Regions from separate parts of the Homo sapiens genome. Here region 1 is linked to region 2. Evidence: chromatin contacts called from ENCODE Hi-C or POLR2A ChIA-PET data. All regions are on one chromosome and are shown on one strand. The core of a region is the stretch at or near the end of the contact, and the rest is flanking DNA. Distances in the headings are between cores, read along the strand shown. Region 1 overlaps THSD4 (thrombospondin type 1 domain containing 4). Region 2 overlaps THSD4 (thrombospondin type 1 domain containing 4).

Evidence for each region. Hi-C counts contacts between places; a loop is a spot of excess contacts on that map. ChIA-PET counts read pairs that join two places held with the same protein, here RNA polymerase II (POLR2A). Pooled maps may share reads with other maps.
Region 1: a pooled map shows a loop between it and region 2 (2.0-fold over the local background). The contact joins two enhancer-like sites. A Hi-C loop is called at or near these places in 4 of 50 pooled maps. POLR2A ChIA-PET finds 5 or more read pairs at or near these places in 2 of 52 experiments (IMR-90 and WTC11).

Annotation. Positions count from the first base shown.
Region 1 is chr15:71,778,179-71,782,965 of GRCh38, reverse strand. THSD4 (thrombospondin type 1 domain containing 4) reads right to left here. Exons shown (of 18, transcript NM_024817.3): 18 at 1-4,787. Among named protein-coding and RNA genes, the nearest start is that of NR2E3, 30 kb to the left of the region's middle. RefSeq lists an enhancer at 917-1,006. Within about 2 kb of position 2,330, at least 11 of the 41 ENCODE cell types and tissues checked have a DNase peak (open chromatin) inside an H3K27ac peak, as active enhancers do.
Region 2 is chr15:71,441,437-71,445,569 of GRCh38, reverse strand. All of the region lies in intron 7 of THSD4 (thrombospondin type 1 domain containing 4), which reads right to left. Among named protein-coding and RNA genes, the nearest start is that of THSD4-AS2, 250 kb to the left of the region's middle. Within about 2 kb of position 1,924, at least 4 of the 41 ENCODE cell types and tissues checked have a DNase peak (open chromatin) inside an H3K27ac peak, as active enhancers do.

The DNA of each region.
Region 1 (4,787 bases), core at 1,081-3,580, 340 kb before region 2:
CCGCCAGCCACCTGCCTCACCCACGGCTCTAACCAAGCCCACCGAGCAACTGACGCTGCCAGTCTAACAACGGGGACAAAGCAAAGAGAAAGGGATAACAGACACCCTCCCATTTCCTTCTCCAAATGTCTGTGGATGAGGGGAAGGCAGATTAGATGAGGAAATATAATATTTAAGATGAAAAAGTAGCAATCAGGTTCAGGTACAATGCTACCTGAATGAGTCGAAAAGCAGAGTAATTTATATTTGATCTTAAACCTCAGGGAACTGGACTGATTAGCATACTAAACAATTGTAACTATGGACTGAGAAAAAGACATCAATCATCGTACAGCGACATTCCAGGAGGCTGGGTTAGTATGATCACATGCTTTCACACAAATGTGGATCGCATATGTAAATAAATACCTATCAGGTCCCTTTAAAATTAACACATTCTAAATAATAGAACTATTTTGGTGTAGTGACTCATTCTGCAGATAGAGTTCAGAATACATATTTCCTATAAACATCTTGTATTTACAGAGAACAAAATAATAAGTTATAACAAAGTATATCCTTCTGTCAACTGAGTCGTGGGGAAGGGGTCAAGGCAGGGGGTATTAGTTTGTATAGCAGGTGGCTTCCCTCTCGCAAGAGAAAGGACTGAGAAAGTTGGCTGGAAGTTTTCACCCTCTTGCGGTCACACCCTCAGCACGATGGACACCCCCCCCCTCCATCATTATCTGCTGAAATGAACAGGAATGGGGGGTGGTTCAGGGTGCAGGGAGTTACTTTGCCCCTGCAAAGGTGCAGAAACTCCAGTCGAGCTGAGAAAGAGTGATGGTATCTATAGGGTCCTAGGCAAGCCATGGCTCTGCTTACACCACGGTGAGAGACCCTGGGCAGGCAGCCCCCCATCCTGCCGCTCAGCTACGCCTCGATGCAGACGGCGGCTCTGACCAACTTGCCAGTGTTTCTCTGAGACATGAGGCCGCATTCAGCTCAGGGTTTCAGTCCCACAGTGGGCTCCCCATGGCTGACAGGGTGGCAAAAGTCAGAAACGGAAAGTGCATAGCTGTGTACTTGCCTTCCCCCACCAAACAAATCACCTAAAGCTCTTCTACTCACAGACTCCCCTAAGCCCTGAGTGGAGACGGCCCTGAGCATCACGTTGCCCAGCCAGATGCTTGAATCCCCTCTCCAGCATCCCTGGCAAACGGCCTCTGCTTCCACCTCCAGTGATGGGTGGGTCACCACCTACCACAGTCCCTCTATCTCTGGAAGGCTCCAACTTGTGAAAAGCTGGGTCTCTGCAGGAGCTAAACTGTGCCTGCCTGTAGCTTCTTGGTCCTGGTCCTAGGAGAGCTCTCCTTGTGCCCTAGTGCCTTCTCCAGCCTGAGGGTTCTCATGAAGTCCTTCCTGCTGTTTCTGAGAGTCTGCACACTTCATCAGGACGGGGCATTGATAAACTGATGTTATTATAGATGATCGGTTTTCTTCTTAAAGTATGGTTCCGGCAAATGCAAACACAATGTGATGTGATCCTCACCACTGTTTTCTCCTCACGTAGCCTGCATGTCTGTGGGTTTTGTTTTTGCATGGTTCCATCCCACTTTGACTCACACTGAGCTTAGTCAACTGAAATTCTTGCCTCTCTCCCACCTTGTATTTAGTTTTTCATTTTAGCCCAAATATAGTACTTTATGTGGATTCCTGGTGAATTTTTAACATCCAAGTTTTATTCTAGTCTCCCTGATCTTTTTGGATCCAGCACGTGTCACCCAAGCCATTGGCTCTTCAACTTCACGTCACCCATACATTTTGTGAGGAAGCCATCGATATTTTCCCATGTAAACCATATTAAAATGTTTTATATGGCAAGGATCAAATACTAGTCTCCACCCACAAGGCTGATATAGATTATCCAGCCTGTTTTAAGGGAAGTCATGTTTCTTTTTACCACTTATATTTATGTCTTCCTCCTCATTAGAATTGATATTCCAACTATAAAGTGGCTATCCGAATGAAAAGAAAACCCACAACATTTGTTTAGACAGGTCCTGGTAATATCTGGATTTCTCTGCCACATAACTTGATGAAAATACACCAAGCTCGTGTCTTCTCTTTTCTGTCCCTTTGTAAGGCCATTCTTTTTAAAGCAAAAAGAGTGTTGAATGCTAAATACTTTGAGAATAAGTAGATGAGTACATAAGAAAATAAAGAAAAAACCCTCCAAGAACTCTGGGCCAGAGAGGTAAGGTAAAGGGACAGGTAGGCACAGTGCGGAGAATTCTTGTCATGTTCTAGTTCCCTGGGGGCGGGGACAGGCTGCCTTGCCCTCCCTGGGGTCCCCAACAGCTTGCAGGCAGCGGGCACTGAGCATACCTTTACGGAACTGAACTGACTCCCTCTAGTGGCTGGCTTTAAATGGCTTTTTTTTTTCTTTTGGTGTTTTTGTTTGTTTTTTTAGTTGTATTTCTTAGGCCATCCCTTTTCTACAGAGAGAACCGCAAGTCATCGTGAGGGTGGAAAGAATCGATAGTACTAAATGTCCTTTGCCTAGGCTGCAAGAGGCACAATTTCCTTTTTCAATGGATGAAAGTAAAACGGCAAACTATTTTTGTTTGGACTTTGTTGACTTTTGTGAGGAAACCATATGACAGCTTTAATATCTAATTTTAAAATTCAGAGCAGGAAATGAGGCAATCCCGTACACAGGCCAAGAAAAAAACCGTATCAAAATGTAAATATCAATTCCACATTACGGCCAGTTAAAGAACAATGGGAAGACCAAGAAGGAGATGGCAGTGACAGAAGAAAGGAGAGGGGGAAATAATGGGCACTAAGAAAGCAGAAAGAGACATATTTGGAGGGAGATGGCTACCGAAATCTGGGCTTTTCTTAGATCCTCTCCAAGGAAAGTTATCACTGGAAATACCCAAGGCCCTGATTGTATGCACTGTGCTAGGGAGAAAGACATTCAGATGCTGAAATAAAAAACTAGGGAATTAGTAAAAATTGGATCTCTAAGACAAATAAATTGATCAAACTATAATAATAATCAAACTTCTAATAATGTATAACCTCTCCAGAGATGAACTCCAAGAACAGCTCAATGGTTTGTTGAAAAAAAAAAAGAGACCCCTGGTTTATGCACTTTCTCCCCAAGGGAGACATGGGGTTGATCCATCGGGTCTTCTTCAATTGCACAGTTGGCAGGCTGGCCATTCCCATGGAGGGTCATTCTCCTTTTAAAGAATGGTTAGGTAACCTTCAGCAGCCATAGGGCACTTTAGACATAAAGAGACAAAGCCATCACTGACCCAGCCCAGCCACGAGAATTCCTGAGTTGGAAGAACCAGGGTGTTCACCTCCCACTCAACAGAGAATTCCCTTTAAGGACAGAGCGCTCTCTCATGTGTGGTGGCCCTTGCCTCTGTTGGGCGGCTTTGATGGCTAGAAGGTGTTCCTTTAACTTGAGCTAAAACAGCCTTTCTCTCTTCCACTCATTGATCTTAGCCTGCCCTCCAGCATGAAAAGAAAACCTCTTCAAATGACTGGCTTGCTTGGAAAGATCTGAGAGCAGCCACATACAGGAACAACTCTCCTCGTGACAAGCAGCAAAACAAGTGGTGAGTGGAAAAGAGCAGGCCCTGAACAGCACCAGTCAATATGCTTGGCCTCTCTGGTCTCTTTTCACTTTGTCGGTTTGGGAGCCTGGGCCTCTGCCAGGATGCTTATCTGTAGGAGTTCCAAGAGAATCAGGAGATGGGGATGCTTTTGGGAAATGATGCCTGGGGCTCCCTAGAAGAGAAGCTGGAAAGCTACCCACAGAAAGGCCAAATAGAATTTCTGAAAGCCCCAGGTTAGTGGAAGCCTAAAGAGCATGTCAGGCCAGGTTGCCATACTGCTTCCAAAAGCTGCAAACCATCATCACAGTGGCAGATTTGTCAGCTAAAAGAGCAAATGGGGGAAACACTTTGCTAAGAATCCAGGCTTGCTCTAAAAGGGAAATATGCTCAGGACCATAAGACAAATTTTCTGTAAGTTTAACATTTGTTTAGCTTGCCATTTTTTCTTAATGGGTAAAACATACATATATTCCTCTTAACTGTTTTCAGAGGGTCCACCTTTCAATATGCACTGCATCCTTCCAGGCCTGCGGCCTCTGGAACTGGATAGTTGGGGAAAGTGAATTGGAAGAGATGGGGAAGGGTCCACAGCTCCTTGTCGCAGGCCAACTGCATTAATGCAGAGCTTGGTGCTCAAGTCTGGGGGTGGGCCATATGGACTGTGAGTCATGGGGGAGGGGAGGAATTTGTGGCCACAGAGGGAAATTCATAAACAAAACCAGAAAGACCAGAAAGAGACTTTTTCTAATACAGCAGTGTTTCGGCTGGGACAGGTTGGCCGGACTCTCCAGGAACGTGGTGAAGAGCGTGGGGGAGGCGGCTGAGGCAGGGCAGAGCCCAGGCTGCAGAGCTGTGTGCTTCACAAGTTGGCTCTGTGGTCGGGAAGGCTCCACGGCCATAAGGACCCTGGCCTTTGATTTCCTGGGAGGAACAGCACTTGGAACGGAGTAAGAATTTCAGGCAATCACCTGGTTTCCCCAATGGCTTTCTTGTCTCACGGACAGTTTAACAAAGCTGGCAGAGTCCTGTAACTAGGATCTGTAACTTTGGGGGTAAGGGCAAGTAGGAACAGACATCCAAAACAACTGAGTGCTGGGATAAAGGCTTGACCGGAAAGATTTCAGGGGCCTGGGCTTTGTTTGCATTCTGGGAAACTTCTCAGTCTCTTGGTCA
Region 2 (4,133 bases), core at 675-3,174:
GTGACACATCTGCACTCTGAGGTTGTGAGATGAGGGGATATCCAGGTAACACCTGGTGAAGAATGAACATATGGTATGATATCAGCAGCTCCAGATGAACAGTGTTGCTCCCATGGTGATCTCATGACTGGTTAAATAATAGATGGATTTGTTCATTTGAACAAACATCTTTTGAGTAAGTATTATGCGCTGACTCACTGTGCTAGATAGTGGAGGATCAAAGATGAGTAAGACAAGGTTTGTTCCTAGTTTAGGATTTTTCTGTGCATCTGTGGGGAGGTAGATACGTAAATCAAAAAGGGCAATAAAGAATGATGGGTGTCTTAAAAGAGGTCTATTTGGGGCACGACAGGGAGAGGAAGCCACCCTCTCTGGGGACCAAGAGTAACAGCACTATAGAAGAAATGACACCGAAGCTGTGTCTTGCCAGGTGAACAGCTATTTGCCATGTGTACAGATAGGAAAAGGTATTCCCCATAGAAAAACAAGTAGGGACAGAGCCCAGAGGCATGGCCTATTCAGAGAGCTGTACGTGGTTTGGTATGGTTGGAATGTTTGCTTTAAGAATGGAGAGGTAGGCAGGGGCTAGATCATGGAACATACTGAATGCCATGCTAAGGAATTTGGACTTTTATCTGTGGACAATGGGGAGAGGTAGAGTGGGCACAGAGGCAGGGGAATAATTTATATTTTAGAATCCCTCTGACGGTAAAATGAAAGCTCACCTGAAAAAGAATAAGAAAAGGAAGGAAGACTAGTTAGTAGACCACTGCAATGGTCCAAAGAAGATGATGTGAAATGAAGCTCTTCTGAGACTTCAAGAATAAATAGAACTGGGTCACCAATGATCATGGAGAGGTGGGAATGAAGAAGGCATCCAGCTGGTCTGTCATGGGGACTCATTGAGTGGAGGTGTCACTCACCAAAATCAGAAACCCAAGAGCGTGCACAAGGGAGGAAGAAAATATAATGAGCTCAGGTTTAGTCACGTGCAGCGTGAGGTGCTGTGAGATGTGTGGGTAGAAATGGAAAGCAGTGAATTAGCAGATGAGTCTGGTGCTCAGGAGAGAGGCATGGGCTACAGACGACACATGGATTCTCTTGGTATATTTCTGTCTTCTGACTAAGAGTTACATTGACATGTGACTGGACAAGATTAACAATGACACCAGTGGCTGTAGAAGAGACGGCATCAGTCTGGGACTCTTCAGGTGGACCCCATGCTTTAGAATTCTCCACTGAGTTCTTCAGAATTTGTGATTTGCAATATCTTAGATGGAAGGGATCTAGCAGTGATCCTGTCCAAATCTGCACTTAGTGTAAACATCCCTTTTTGGCACCAGTTTCTCCAGCTTACCAGTTTGTCCACACTCAACCCAAATACCTCTCTGCGTGCCTGTCCACCCAGCAACCCACCATTCATCATGCATTTATTAAGCACTTGCACCGTTTTAACAGGGAAGGTGTTATAACAAGGAATAGGCCATTCATTGTGGGGAAGTTCTAGTTCTTAGGAACTTTTTTTTAAATGCAGACAAAAGGTCTATTAGATCAGAAAGGACCACCTCAGCCTTGGATAACCATGAGACAGACAGATTTTCCACTGAGAAGCAGCACCTATGCTTTAGCAGTGTGGCTGTCTTTACTTCTAGGATTTGCCTCAGGGCCTTTCTTAAAATGAAATGAGATAACATAAAACAGAAGCATTTGAAGAGTATTTGTTATGCACCTTTGCTTTAGTTTTGAAATTCTATTTTCCCATTGTGCTTTCATTCAATATAGAGCTTAACAGCTGAAGCAATGTATGTTGTAGAGGGAATGGGGTCAGGATACAGCTTTGAACATGCACCTTTTATGCTTTTCAAAAAGCGCAACGTGGAAATTTTTTAACGAGTGATCTGGGATGCTGCGGTTCTGCAAATGCCCAGCAGGGGGACCTGGAAGGGACAACATACAGGTTTGCTGTGTTTTTTGTTTTGTTTTGCCTCTGAACTTAACATGTATTTTCAAAGGGCTGTTTCAATGCTTCCTCTTTGCAAAATTCGATGTTCTCCCTCCTTACTCTAAATTCAGAAATACACTGTAGCTTCCAAACAACATCAGGTGGGGTGCTCATATATACATAGAGAGAGAGAGGGATCTGTTTTTCTTTTAATTACAGGTTGGACATCAGTCGATAGAAGCCAAGTTGGGTAAAAAGACCTGCAGAGAGAAAGGATAGCTTCACCTTTCGGTCACAAACAGCATTTATGAGCAACCAGAGCAACCCAGGGAGGCCAGAGAAGGGGAGAGCCTAGGCCAATCTCCCTAAAAAGGAATGCTTTGAATGTAAAAAGAAAAATCCTTAACATTTTTCCTCCTCCAACTTTGTATTTGGAAAGATTTCACACCTAAAGAAAAAGTTGCAAGAATAGTTCAACCAACATTCATGTACCCTTCACCTAGATTCAGTGAACATTTTGCCACACTTGTTTCACTGTCTCTCTGCTCCCCTCTTTCTCCCCCTTTCTCTTGTATTTTTAGTGTATTCATAATTCTTTCAACATTTCTTAAGTACCTAATCTTCCTGGGTCTGCCCTCAAGGGGCTCATGGTTTATCGGAGGGTTCGATGCATAAACAGTCTAGCAAGAACAAGAAGGTGTCAAGCACAAGGGACTATGGGGACTGGAAACACAGTAAAAGGAGCAACGATGCCTGCCAGAATCAGAGATTGCTCTACCAAAGGTGACCTATGTGGGTACATAAGGGAAGAAAAAGATTTCCAGGCAGAGGGAACAGCCTATACCAAAGCAAAGAGGAAGCAGAGTCATGTGTCTGAGTTTTGTTTGTCCTGTTTTGAAACTTCTGCTTTCATCTCCTCCCTTCATATATATATATATATATATATATATATATATATATATATATACACACACACACACACATATACACACACATACATATATATATACACACACACACACACACATATATATATATATATATATATTTTTTTTTTTTGAGATGGAGTTTTGCTCTGTTGCCCAGGCTGGAGTGTAGTGGTGTGGTCTCGGCTCGCTGCAACCTCTGCCTCCCGGGTTCAAGCGATTCTTCTGCCTCAGCCTCCCAAGTAGCTGGGATTACAGGTATGTGCCACCACGCCCAGCTAATTTTTGTATTTTTAGTAGAGACAGGGTTTCACCATGTTGGCCAGGCTGGTCTTGAACTCCTGACCTCAGGTGATCTGCCTGGCTTGGCCTCCCAAAGTGCTGGGATTACAGGTGGGAGCCACTGCACTCGGCCTCATCTCCTTCCTTTGGATAGCAACAAGGGGCTGGGTGCGGTGGCTCATGTCTGTAATCCCAGCACTTTGGGAGGCTGAGGTGGGTGGATCACGAGGTCAGGAGATGGAGACCATCATGGCCAACACAGTGAAACCCCATCTCTGCTAAAATACAAAAAAATTAGCTGGGTATGGTGGTGCATGCCTGTAGTCCCCACTACTCAGGAGGCTTAGGCAGGGGGATCGCTTGAACCCGGGAGGCGGAGATTGCCGTGTGCCAAGATGGCGCCACTTCACTCCAGCCTGGTGACAGAGCAAGACTCTGTCTCAAAAAAACAAAACAAAACAAAACAAAAAAGATAGCAACAAGGGCTACCATTTAGCTACTGCATGCTTACTAAGCTGTGCCAGGCATTGTCTAGGGCTCTTTTATGCACCGTCTCATTGAATCCTCACAAACCTGCGGGGTCAGTACTGCTCTCATCCCCGCTTTACTAAAGTGGAAAATGAGGCTCAGAAAAGTTAGGAACTTAATAAAGGAGATCCAGCTCCTGAGAGGCAGGGTAGTAAGTCCTACTGCATGTTACTATATCTTCTTAAAGTTCTACAGGTGAGGCTGGACATGGTGGCTCACGCCTGTAATGCCAGCACTTTGTGAGGCCAAGGCGGGCAGATTACGAGGTCAGCAGTTCGAGACCAGCCTGGCCAACATAGTGAAACCCCGTCTCTACTAAAAATACAAAAATTAGCTGGTGTGGTGGCGCACACCTGTAGTCCCAGCTACTCCTGAGGCTGAGGCAGGAGTATTGCTTAAAAAAAAAAAAACCCCAGGGGGCAGATTTTGCACCACTGCACTCCAGCCTGGGCAAA